Linked DNA regions of Homo sapiens: region 1 is linked to region 2. A link is a contact called in ENCODE Hi-C or POLR2A ChIA-PET data. All regions are on one chromosome and are shown on one strand. Each heading gives the region's core, a stretch centred on a gene start or an enhancer-like site at or near the end of the contact. The rest is flanking DNA. Distances are from core to core; before and after follow the strand shown.

The links. A loop is a pair of places that touch in the nucleus more often than their neighbours do. ChIA-PET counts read pairs that join two places held with the same protein, here RNA polymerase II (POLR2A).
Region 1: a map with no recorded cell type shows a loop between it and region 2 (5-fold over the local background). The contact joins the promoter of ADAMTS19-AS1 here to the promoter of FBN2 in region 2. A Hi-C loop is called at or near these places in 1 of 37 single-sample maps with no recorded cell type. POLR2A ChIA-PET finds 5 or more read pairs at or near these places in 1 of 52 experiments (WTC11).

What each region holds. Positions count from the first base shown.
Region 1 is chr5:129,458,587-129,462,048 of GRCh38, forward strand. ADAMTS19-AS1 (ADAMTS19 antisense RNA 1) reads right to left here and starts at 2,103. Exons shown (of 2, transcript NR_125748.1): 1 at 1,839-2,103; 2 at 973-1,493. It overlaps ADAMTS19 (ADAM metallopeptidase with thrombospondin type 1 motif 19), which reads left to right and starts at 1,712. Exons shown (of 23, transcript NM_133638.6): 1 at 1,712-1,896; 2 at 2,516-3,171. The coding sequence starts at 1,806. RefSeq lists an enhancer at 671-1,633.
Region 2 is chr5:128,536,747-128,539,937 of GRCh38, forward strand. It overlaps FBN2 (fibrillin 2), which reads right to left and starts at 1,499. Exons shown (of 65, transcript NM_001999.4): 1 at 604-1,499. The coding sequence starts at 857. RefSeq lists enhancers at 1-99, 1,825-2,325.

The DNA of each region.
Region 1 (3,462 bases), core at 853-3,352, 920 kb after region 2:
ACTCCAGCATTAGAGATTTTATAAGACAGCGTTTAGAGGCAGATCACTCTTGACAAAGTCACCTTGAGTGTTTTTGCCTTTGTTTCTAAACTCTGGACAACTCAAAGAAAGTATTATAGGACTCAGCTAATTCAAACAATGGCTTTCCTTTGAAATAAGATCGTCTGCTTCCCTTAAAGGCATAGTAGTCACCTTTGACACAAGGAACAGAAGGTAAAATAACAAAGGAAGTGGTGAACCAACCTCAGTTCTGGAATTAAAAAAAAAAAAAACTGATTTGCATTAATTATCATTTCTAGGTGTCTGGCCTAGTCCAGAGGATGCAAATGGCAGTTCAGATCAATCATCCTTAAATCGGATGTGAACGCTTTGATGTGGCTGAGGGAGAGTTGTGGAAAGGGGAGTAGGTACCATGAAGAGAATTGCAACAAAGGAAAAAAAAATATATGGGGTTGAATTGCCCCAAAGAGGACAGAAACAGCAAAAACATATTTTTTTATGTACAAGTAAAAAGTACAGAAGACAAAATAATCTCACCTGGTCTGAGATCTTTAGAATATAATGTTTAATGTTGATTCCCTTACTCTTACTCCTTTTAGGACTCGTGTGTGTGTGTGTGTGTGTGTGTGTGTGTGTGTGTGTGTAATGGGGTGGGGTAGGGGAAGGAGAGAAACTGATAGTACTGATGAATGGGGAGCTAGAAAGACAAGGAAGGAAAAGAGGCTCTGAAACCTAAGGGTGCCTACTGTCCTGGGAAACTTTAAAGCATATTCCATGACGAATTACATTATCTCCGGGCTTAGAAAATTCCGAAAAAGATGGGAAGACAAATCAAAGGCCTTTGATAAATGAGGCCTCAGTTTTGTGGTCAAGTCTGCACTAATTTTTGCCTTGTGTGATGTGCGAATTTGACAAAAAGAGGCGCTGGATTGAGGAGTGGGATGGGAAGGGGGAGGCACCTCTACCTGCACACGGGGGCAGGGGATGGATGCAAATCAGGCCTTCCCGAGTGGCCAATCAATAGTCAGGTGAGGGATTTTGGGTCCCCACCCCATCCCAACCGGCGTTTGAGCACGTGCACGGTGTTCTGGGACCTTTGTCCCGCAAAGTCACGCTTGGCGGGCACCCCTTGGTCCCTTTTTCTGGTCAGATGTGCTTGATTCTTTTCTGCTCTACAACCCACCTCTCTAGTCGTGTCTTCCCATCTCCCTACTCATTCCCTCCCGCGCCGCTGCGGGTGAGAGCCTTCAGCGGTGCGTCCTAAGGAGCGTGAGGAGTGTGCGGAGCTTGGCACACCAAGTTGCTGAGACTGTGACACCAGCCTCCGCCCGTTCCGCGCGGGTGCAGGCGGCGAGCCTCGGCTCGGACACCACAGCTCTCCTGCCCGCGCCGGGCAGTCCTCTGCCTGTCCAGAGGCAGCACTCCCGGCTCTCGGCTGGCTGTGGGTCTGTCTTGTGGGGCTCCAGCACTAGCCTGCTCGGCCTCGGAAACTCCTGCAGCGTCCAGAACACAGAAAATAGACTCATCTCCTAATTCGCCAGGGAGCTCGAGGGCTGCGGGGCCGCGGGGCTGCCTCCCCCGCTCCTCCCCCAACCCGACCCCACCCCACCCCCGCCAGGGCTTCGGCGGCCTCCCGGAGTCACACAGCCTACCCCCCCACCCCAACACCCCCTCCCCCGGCAGACAAAGGGCCTGGGCAAATTCGCCGCCCGGCCTCCTAGCGCTCCGGGGAGGCCGCTGCGCCCCGGAGTGGATCGCGCTGGAGGCGTGCGCCGGGCGAGAAGCCGCGGCCGCGGGAGCGCAGTATGGGGAAGAACCGCGAGATGCGCCTGACTCACATCTGCTGCTGCTGCCTCCTTTACCAGCTGGGGTTCCTGTCGAATGGGATCGTTTCAGGTAAGTTCTTCCGTGACTTTCTCGCTTCCTTTCCAGCCATCCCAGCGGAGACCGCGAACGTACGGGTCGGCAGGGCTGGTGCAACCGGTGCGTGGAGAGCAGGGCTCAGTGGGTAGCAATAAAAATGAGCTTGAGGTGCAGGTTAAGGGGTCAAGTTCGGAAATGAAGCACACTTCTGCCGGCCTCGTTTTAACCGTATGTGGAATAGTTTCCTTCTAATTAGAGCAATAATATTTGCAAAGGTACGTTTACAGCACCTGGAGGAAAATTAGAACGTACCTAAGTTGATAGCAACGCTCTGCTCTAGCATACACTTCAGAAATCGTTTACTCGTGCTGGAGTCTTTGCATCGGTTTTCTTTTCAACAATGAAGTGCGGTCACCAAACTTTGATTCCCCCTCCCCCGCCCCTAATATAATCGTACTTTTACTCTGAAAATGCTGGGGTCTGTAATCTGATCGCAAGGCTTCTGGGGTTGCAGAGTTTCAGGGTCTAGACGGGTGGTCTCCATTGCATTCAACGCGAGCGCCCTGTATCTATGGACTGTGAGCTTGGAAATGTTTGTGCTACTGGAACCGCGGCACTTTAAGCCCCGCACTTCTGTCTGCCCCGCCCGCAGAGCTGCAGTTCGCCCCCGACCGCGAGGAGTGGGAAGTCGTGTTTCCTGCGCTCTGGCGCCGGGAGCCGGTGGACCCGGCTGGCGGCAGCGGGGGCAGCGCGGACCCGGGCTGGGTGCGCGGCGTTGGGGGCGGCGGAAGCGCCCGGGCGCAGGCTGCCGGCAGCTCACGCGAGGTGCGCTCTGTGGCTCCGGTGCCTTTGGAGGAGCCCGTGGAGGGCCGATCAGAGTCCCGGCTCCGGCCCCCGCCGCCGTCGGAGGGTGAGGAGGACGAGGAGCTCGAGTCGCAGGAGCTGCCGCGGGGATCCAGCGGGGCTGCCGCCTTGTCCCCGGGCGCCCCGGCCTCGTGGCAGCCGCCGCCTCCCCCGCAGCCGCCCCCGTCCCCGCCCCCGGCCCAGCATGCCGAGCCGGATGGCGACGAAGTGTTGCTGCGGATCCCGGCCTTCTCTCGGGACCTGTACCTGCTGCTCCGGAGAGACGGCCGCTTCCTGGCGCCGCGCTTCGCAGTGGAACAGCGGCCAAATCCCGGCCCCGGCCCCACGGGGGCAGCATCCGCCCCGCAACCTCCCGCGCCACCAGACGCAGGCTGCTTCTACACCGGAGCTGTGCTGCGGCACCCTGGCTCGCTGGCTTCTTTCAGCACCTGTGGAGGTGGCCTGGTAAGCGCCTTCTTTCCCTAGCTCTCCATTTTCCCCTGCTGCTCCTCTCCTTGCCCATAGGTCAGGATGATTTGCATGCACCTTCTCCCCTTTCAGTGTGCTCCTTTTGAGCTTGGCCCTAGACTGCACCCCCAGGTGTCTACATCGTTTGCCTCCCATGGAACATCTCCAGGGCAGTTGTGTAAATCGGAAGTTTAATTGGGTGGATAAATGGCCTTCTCCTTCCAGATGGTTATGTGTCTTTCAAAACTGCGTGAAACTCTGCCTTTTCGTAACTTCTTCCCAATGGCT
Region 2 (3,191 bases), core at 249-2,748:
GAAACATATAATTTGCTACTATTCTAGCTTCCAGATGCAGAGAACAAAGGGACCATTCCGTTCCAAAGAATCCTTGCCCTCCTTCCCAAATCCATTCCTCCTTGGTCAACTGTTACTTTGGCCCCGACGTGTCAAGGAAAGCGCGTCGCAAGGTGGAGCGCTCGGGTTGACGATGAGAAGGTGAGCTGTGAACCCTGCACACGTCCTCAAACAAAAGGCTCACGAGCGGCGGCCCCGACGTGGGGAGCAAGCAGGCTTCTCTGGCCCCTGCAGCAGGCGGACCCAGGCCCGCCTGCCGCCGGACATTCAGAACCTGTTCCCGCAGCGCGAGCTCTGCACACGCTCTGCGATCGGCACCCCTGGACCCCCTAACCACCCGCCGCCCAACCCCCGGAGAGAGGGCTTTCCGCCCGCTGAGCTGCGGGGTTGGGAAGGAAAAGGGGGACGCGCTCCTGGGGGTCTTTGGATATTCTGGCAAAGGGGGCTGCAGCTCTAGGCTCCAGCTAAAGGGTCTGGGACGGAGTGGGCCAGAAAGCCGCCAAACTGAGGATTCCCCCCTCCCCCAAGCCGGAGCCCTAGGTGCGGAGCCGCTTGCCCACTTACCCTCGGAGCACGTCCTGCTGTCCTCGCCGGCGGACGCGGCTGGCCACTGCGGCACCCTCCTCGCGATACTCGGGCGCTAGAAACCCGCCTTCAGAGCCTGCTGTAGCGGACCGAACCTGTTGCGGCGGCGGCTGGGGCCGGGGCGGCTTGGGCGGAGGAGGCTGAGGCTGGCCGGCCGTGCCCTGCGCCCAGAGCACCACACAGCCCAGCCACAGGAAGTAGAGCTGGAGACACAGCCTCCGTCTTCTCCCCATCGCCGGCGCCGAAAGCGCGCGGCCGTAGACCCGCGGAGAGGGAGTGATCAAAGACAAAATCTGCGCGCCTCAGAAAAGAGTCAGGGTCTAATAAGCCCTTCGTCGGCTCCGGGGACTCCCTCGGGCTCGGGCTCCCTGCTCTAGCTGGAGACCTCGACAGAGCGCCGGCCCCCTGACTGCCCGCGAAGCGAGACGCGGGGCGCCGGGTCTAGCGCAGTGAGCGGCGAGGCGCGGCGGAGGTGCAGCCGGCAGCCCCGAGCGGTACACGTTGCATAACCGGCCTAAAGCCCCGAGCGACTCCAGGACCGTCAGCGGGCGGGGGAGGAAATTACAAAAGCCCTGGCGTAAAATTTCAAAAAATGTGAACCTCAAAAGAAAAAAGGGCCTGCACGCAGAGCTCGGCGGATTCCCGTGCGCTCCGAAGACGGATATTGGAAAGCTGCAAAAGTCACCAGAAAGAAACAGGCAAGCAAACAAAAGTCGCCCCCAGAAGAAGAGGAGGGTTCCCTCCGGGCTCGCTCGGAGTCCCACAGGGCAACGAAGCGCGGGTAGCGGCTGCGGAGCCGGGCGGAGGTGCGCGGGGCCGGGGCGTGCGGCCAGCAAGAGAGAGGGCGGGAGGCTGGGCGCTGGAGAAGATGCGGCGGTGGAGGGCGCGGCGCGGGGGTTTTAGAGGCCCGGCGGGGCGCGGGGCGGGCCGGCGGGCGGCGGCTGTCAGTGGGGGCGCGGCCGTCCACACGTGGGGCTCAACCCGGACTGAGAGGCCGGCGCAGAGTGGGCGGGGACAGAGTAAGGGAGAGATCGGGACTGAGGAACGAGGGGAACCAGGGTTGGGTGAGGGGAAGAGGAAGGAAGGGGGGGAGGGCGAAGGGAGGGAAGAGGACGGAGATTGGGGAGAAGGGGGGCGAACCCGAGAGGAAGGCCGGGCTGGAAGAGGGACTTGGAAAGAGGGATTGGCGAGCCCGGGTGCGAGAGGAAATGAGCGGGGGATGGGGGCGAAGTTAGGGCAAAGAGAGAAGTGGGAAAGGAGAGGGAGGGCCAAGGTCCGGGCGCCGAGAGGAGGGGCCCGGGGGGCCGGCTGGAGGGGGCGAGGCGCTAGGCGGCTTTGCTTCCCGTCCCCGTCAATTGGCCGCTAGCTCTGTTTTGACTGCCTGTACAAAGCGAGTAGACGGCGGGGGATGGGGCGATTAGGGACCGGATTTGGGAAAGGAGGCAGCAGCCCCTTCCCCTCCCCCTCCGTCCTCGCCCGGCCGCGGACCAGGGACTAGGGTGCCTAAGCGCGCCAGGCTTGGCCGGACCCGCAGCTGAACTGACCCGCAGCTGAACTTCCCCGCCGGACAGAGGCCGCAAGGTTGAGGATGAGAACGGGTCTTTCTGTAGGGTCCCGGCCCCTGACCTGGGATGGGGGGATTCGCAGTCAGCCAGGAATAGAGGCTCACGGGGCTGTTGGTTGCAGCCTCAATCCAAGAAGGAGGAGACCTCCCCTTTGCCCTCCTACCCCCACCGCCCCACCGGGAGCGGCGTCAGTCTGCGGGACCAAATTAGGGGCTGGGAGTTTCCAGATTGAAATGCGCCCTCCACCACCAAGAGGGAGCTCACGCGGCCGCGGGGGGCCGAGGCAGCCAGCCGGCGCCGCGGTCCTGGGGAGTCCGTGCAGGGGTGTGCTCTGGTGTGAAACCTGGCAGGACTCTGCCTGGGCTTGCATGCAGGGAGGGGTTAGAGACTCTGAAATGTACTAGCGGGCAGGGTGGTGACAAGGCGGGTAAATGAGGCTCGGGGCATGCCCTTGCTTCCTGGCTTGGACCCCTTCTGATTGATTAAATCCTAGCAATTGGTGCAACCCTCTGTACCTCTTAGAGTGCCTCTCACCGGCCTGCTCTGGGTTCTTCCTTTGTGGCCCTCCTTTCATGAAATCTCTGTGAAGTCCTGGTCATTTCTCATTTAGTGGAATATCACAATTTAAAAATCAAACACTCCTGAAAACAAGGAGAGACCATCCAAGCACAGTTTGCGAAACAGTACAAAAGAGCAGTGTCTGGTTTATTCAAGCCTAGAAAACCTTAGTTTAAAGGGGAAAATGTTGAATATGTATAGGAGGGTGTGTGTGTGTGTGTGTGTGTATATATATACACGTACATATATACATATATACACATAACATATATATGATATATATCATATATCATATATATCATATATCATATATATGATATCATATATATGATAGATCATATATGATATATCATATATATGATAGATCATATATATCATATATATGATATATGATATATGATATATATGATAGATCATATATGATCTATCATATATATCATATAT